Regions from separate parts of the Homo sapiens genome. Here region 2 is linked to region 1. Evidence: read pairs that join two places in POLR2A ChIA-PET (ENCODE). Cell type or tissue: PC-9. All regions are shown on one strand. Each heading gives the region's core, and the rest is flanking DNA. Links, peaks and the distances in the headings are about the cores only. Region 1 overlaps EXOC6B (exocyst complex component 6B). Region 2 overlaps ALMS1 (ALMS1 centrosome and basal body associated protein).

The links. Peaks named below come from ENCODE experiments on the same cell type or tissue, not always from the same donor. Only the 100,000 strongest peaks of a DNase experiment are listed, where the experiment ranks them.
Region 2: POLR2A ChIA-PET joins it to region 1 with 5 read pairs; 2 of 35 experiments call an interaction of 5 or more read pairs at or near these places.

Annotation. Positions count from the first base shown.
Region 1 is chr2:72,814,223-72,817,147 of GRCh38, reverse strand. All of the region lies in intron 1 of EXOC6B (exocyst complex component 6B), which reads left to right. Among named protein-coding and RNA genes, the nearest start is that of EXOC6B, 10 kb to the left of the region's middle. In PC-9, for the core only: no CTCF peak of the experiment used is centred there; a DNase peak (open chromatin) is centred at 1,104.
Region 2 is chr2:73,493,324-73,496,248 of GRCh38, reverse strand. The region is part of intron 10 of ALMS1 (ALMS1 centrosome and basal body associated protein); the gene reads right to left. Among named protein-coding and RNA genes, the nearest start is that of ALMS1-IT1, 38 kb to the right of the region's middle. In PC-9, for the core only: no CTCF peak of the experiment used is centred there; no DNase peak of the experiment used is centred there.

The sequences.
Region 1 (2,925 bases), core at 168-2,667:
TTAACATTTAGCAAAAAGTTGAAATTGTACATTTGGGTAAAAAGGGGTGGATAATGTTAAATAAGTTTCATTACAATATGGAATAGGAGAATAAATTTTTTTGTGGTTTGATAAAGAGAAACTTGTTTTTAAAAAATGTCCTCATTGAGTTATCAAGCAAACTGGAAAAATGAAAAAATTATGAAGAATCTGTGGCTAATAAGACAATGTTGATTTGGTTCAGTTAGCTAGCAATGGGCTCTGTGTTTGATTTTGTTTGAGTTAAATAGACAACAATTTTCATTGAAGCTCTTCCAGTGGAGGTTATGCTGATTTGTTATCTGATTGATTAGATTCACACCACAGAAAAATTAGTAGCCATAGAGAGAAATTAAATGGGAGTGTAGCATTTGCTAAGTATTCCTGTATTAAATTTCAAGAGTTTGTTAGTTATCATCAGATCAAATATGTAATTCTGAGGAACCTGAGCTCCTGGAAATCTTATCTACTGTAATTTTGAAAATAAAAAATGATATAGGTAAATTATCTTGTGTGGGTTTGAAATATTTTATTTAAAAAGTGGAAAGAAAAGGATATGAATCATAGATCTAACAAACATTTTTTGTCTCATTCCTTCTATTTCCCCATTTTATTCGTTTGTTGTTTATTCTTCCATTGCTTTCTTATGCAAATAGGAGCATATATTATCTTATTTTCTCCTTTTTACAAAATAAATAGTGTTATTGTATAGACTTCTGCAGCTTAGTTTTTTAGTTATACATATATTTTTGAGATTTGTCCATATCAGTATATAGAGGTTTTCCTTATTTTTTTTAAATAGCTACATAGTATTCCATTATGTAAATATATCATGGTTTATTAAACTAGTTCTGTTTCTGGATATTTGGATTATTTCCAGCCTTTTGCCAGAAAAAATAATGCAGGAAGGGATAGCCTTGAATATTGGTCATTTTTTATTGCACATTTCTTTTTTTATTTGTTTTGTTTTTGAGACGGAGTCTTGCTCTGTCTCCCAGAGTGGAATGCAGTGGCGCAATCTCTGCTTACTGCAACCTCCGCCTCCCGGGCTCAAGCGATTCTCCTGCCTCACCCTGGCGAGTAGCTGGGATTACAGGTGCCCATCACCACGCCCGGCTGATTTTTGTAGTTTTAGTAGAGAAGGGATTTCACCATATTGGCCAGGCTGGTTTTGAGCTCCTGACCTCAAATGATCCGACCGCCTTGGCCTCCCAAAGTACTGGGATTACATGCCTGAGCCACTGCGCTAGGCCTATTGTACATTTCGTACTGTATCTATAGGATAGATTCCCACAAGTAAGATTGCTAAGTAAAATGATGAATATATCTGGAATTTGGTAGGTATTACCCACTTTAGAGGTTGTACCATTTTGTTCTCCCTCTAGCAGTCTATGAGATTGCTCATTTCTTTGTAGCTCTTTCAATAAAGTTCTCCGTAGCTTTTTCAACAACCCAAAGACTTTTGGGCTTTTGTCAATATGATGTGATAAGTAGTGTTTCAGTGTAGTTTTTATTTTTATTTTTCTTATTGTGAGTGAGGCTGAAAATCTCACAATAATATGTTTAAGGGCTTTTGTGTATGTCTTTTGCTTATTTTTCTATAAGGGGGATATTTTCTTTTTTCTTTTTTTTTTTTTTGAAACAGGGTCTCTCCCTCTCTTGTCCTGGCTAGAGTGCAGTGGGCAATCTTGGCTCACTGCAACCTCCGTCTCCTGGGCTGAAGCGATCCTCTCACCTTAGCCTCCTGAGTAGCTGGGACTACAGGTGCGCGACACCACGTCCAGCTAATTTTTTGTATTTTTGTTTGAGACGGGGTTTCGCCCTGTTGTCCAGGCTGCTGTCGAACTCCTGGGCTCAAGCCATCCGCTTGCCTCGCCACCCAAAGTGCTAGGATTACAGGCGGGAGCCACCGCACCCGGCCCGGATTTTTTTCTTTTTGATATTTGGGCGCCCAGGGTAAAAAACCTTTGATGGTTATATGTTGCTTAAATGCATGACGAGTATGTACAGTGGAATTAGTTGTGATTGGTAAATAAACCATTGTTTTTAAGAAACGAAAGTTTCAAACCTGCCTCTTTATTATTTTAGTCATAAAGAGGTATCAGTAAACAAAGCCATTTTATTTTATTTTATTTTTTTGAGACGGAGTCTCGCTCTGTCGCCCAGGCTGGAGTGCAGTGGCACGATCTCGGTTCACTGCAAGCTCCGCCTCCCGGATTCATGCCATTCTCCTGCCTCAGCCTCCGGAGTAGCTGGGACTACAGGCGCCTGCCACCACGCCTGGCTAATTTTTTGTATTTTTAGTAGAGATGGGGTTTCACCGTGTTAGCCAGGGTGGTCTTGATCTCCTGACGTCGTGATCCACCTGCCTTGGCCTCCCAAAGTGCTGGGATTACAGGCGTGAGCCACCACGCCCGGCAGAATTATAATTTTTTTAAAAAATTGAGATCTGTTAACTCCCAAGAGGACAATGATTTGATGAAAGAAATTTAAGCATGTAATATAAATTGCATACCTGCAAACCTGTTAGATCTTTAAAATATACATTACGCAGTGAAACATTTAAGGGAGCAAGAACCATCACAATGCAACTAACTAGATTACCTTAATTTGATTTATGATAATACATATGGACTGGGACTCTGTTAAAACACCTACTTGTCATTCAGTCTTGAAGATCATCATATTGACATGCACTTTGAACTTGCATGAATTTACCTTCAGTTACTACTGTGGTTTGATAATTGATTAATTATTACATAAAAGCAAAAACAAAAGCAACGACAACAATAACGAACTTCTTTTATAACAGTTCTATCATTTCAGTATTTAGACGCTTCCAGTGTTTAGAACTCTAAATAAATGTTCTATTGTACGTTAGATAAATGATGAAGGCCATTTGCCAAA
Region 2 (2,925 bases), core at 131-2,630, 680 kb before region 1:
AAGACTGTCTCCAAAGGAACGGCATAGGGGAATTTGGGGATTGATGGAACTGCTCATATGAAACTGTAGCAATGGATAGAATTGTAAAGCACAGAAAGTGAAATTTATAAGTACGGAAATTTTCAAAGGTGAACCAGGATATGAGGCAAAGATGGAATGCAGAATGTGACTAATGAATCTATATTATAAATGAATCACGTACTCATACTGAAGAATATGGGGAAGGGAGATGCTGACTTAAGAAACTTTAGCAAACAGCATTTTTGTCTAGATATTTTAATGATAACTTCGAAACTGCAGATAAACACTGTACTCTAGATGCAGAATTTGTTTTTCATGTGGGTAGGGGCTATGAATTCTGAAACTATTTATATATTAGGGTAAATATATTACAGATAATGAGAGCCAGTTTTATCGCTATTAGAGACAGAAGTTACAAATAAAGAAAGGGGAAAGGCTAGAATCAACCTTGTGGATCTGTACTAGAGTCAGAGGTATCAATATGGACACATGATTTAAAACACACACACACGTTAAAAGATACAGATATGAGTATACACATAAATTTACAAATCTACCTATATTTCTTAGCTTTATTCACTGAGAAAGGCTAGACACAGCAACATCCCACCAGCAATGAGCATGCCAGGTCCTTACATCTTGCTTTCTAAATACTGTACTCCTTCCTCCCTTCAAAAATAAGAGGGTTTTTTGGCTGGGCATGGTGGCTCACGTCTGTAATCACAGCATTTTGGGAGGCCGAGGTGGGCAGATCACCTGAGGTCAGGAGTTCAAGACCAGCCTGGCCAACATGGTGAAACCCTGTCTCTACTAAAAATACAGAAAATTAGCTGGGTTTGGTGGTGCAGACCTGTAATCCCAGCTACTCTGGAGGCTGAGGCAGGTGAATTGCTTGAACCCGGGAGGTGGAGGTTGCAGTGAGCCAAGATCACGCCACTGCACTCCAGCCTGGGTGACAGAGCAAGACTCCGGCTCAAAAAGAAAGAAAACAACAACAACAACAACAATAAAAAGAGGGATTTTTAATGAAACAGTTGATTCCAGCTCTGGGGCAGGGTACAGGAGCCAACCTAAAAGTGCTCTAAAGAGCTAAAAAGAGAACTTGAGCAACAAAACAGTAATGGTAGCATTGGATTATAATCCAAATAATGAAATAAACACTAATGAGTCTACAGTAATGTAAATAAATAACCTAGGGCGGAATAAATGAGGGAAGAACAATTCTCCTTACAGAAGAATTCCAATTAACAAATGTAAAAGAGATGACAGACATAAAAAAATTAAAACACCAGAGTAATAACTGCTACAGCCAAGATCCACTCATGAATGCTAAAATTAGTAGTCAAAGTTTAAGCAGAAACAGGTTATTTGTATAGTCTAACAAAATCTCCCTCAAATGTTTAGTATCTCCAAAGGAAAAACAATAACCTTACAGTGGAGAATCCTAGCAGATACCACTTTAGCCAAGTGATCAAGGTTAACATCACCAGTAATGTATATCAACATAATGTGCTCTCTGTTGTGACGTGTTGAGAATGCATAACCCTAATCTAACCTTGAACCATCAAACAATGCTAAATTGAAGAAGCTTCTTCAAAATAACTGATTAGCACTCTTCAAAGCGTCAAGGTCATGAAAGACAAAAAAAGACTGGGAAACTGTCATAGATTGGAGGAGTCTAAGACATGACAACTAAAATGCAAGACGGAATCCTGGGTTGGATCTGAAACAAAAAAGGTTCATTTGTGGAAAAACCTGGTGAAATCAATGTTAGACTATATAGTTTTACACCAATAATAATTTCTTATTTTGATAAATATTTTATGGTTATGATGTTACGGTAAGATGTTAACATAAATGGAAGCTTCAGTAAAGGTTACATGGACAACCTCTAACATATCCCCCAATGACATCTACCTCCTGGTATTCAGGACCTTGTGGAATTCCCAACCCTTGGGTGAGAGCTTTAGACAGTGACTCATTTCTACTGAAGAGAATGTGGCAGAGGTGACGAGATGACACATCCAAGGGTAGGTTACAAAAAGACTGTGGCTTTTGTTTTGGGCACCCTCTCTTGCCCTCTCACTGCCTCACTAAGGGAAGCTTAGGTGTCATATTATGAGTGCCTTATAGAATCAAAAAGCCCATGTCTCTGGCCAAAGCCATGGCCATGTGAGTGAGGCTGGAAGCATATCCTCTCAGGCAAGCCCTGTGATGAGACCACATTTGCAGCCAATACCTTGTTTGCAACGTTCTGAGACAACCTAAGCCAGAAGTACCCAAATAAGCTACATTTAGATTTCTGACCTACATAAATTTTCACGTTTATTAAGTTGCTATATTTCAGGGTAACATGATACACAGCAATAGATAATACAGAAACTCTCTGTGCTATTTCTGCAACTCCTAAGTCTAAAATTATCTCAAAATGAAAAAGTTTGAATATATTTTATACACATATACTTTATAAATATTTTATACATACATACTTTATAAATTTTTTTTTTGAGGCAGAGTCTCGCTTTGTTGCCAGGCTGGAGTGCAGTGGTGCAATCTTGGCTCACTGCAGCCTCCGCCTCCCAGGTTCAAGCGATTCTCCTGCCTTAGCCTCCTGAGTAGCTGGGATTACAAGCATGTGCCACCATGCCCAGCTAATTTTGTATTTTTAGTAGAGATGGGGCTTCTCCATGTTGATCATGCTGGTCTCAAATTCTCAACCTCAGGTGATCCGCCCACCTTGGCCTCCCAAAGTGCTGGGATTACAGGTGTGAGCCACCGCACCCAGCCCTTTATAAATATTTTATAAGGTATTATATATATATTTACTTATATATATATGTTTTATGCATCTGTGTGTGTGTGTGTGTGTGTGTGTGTGTGTAGTTTGCCTTATTTATGGACTGT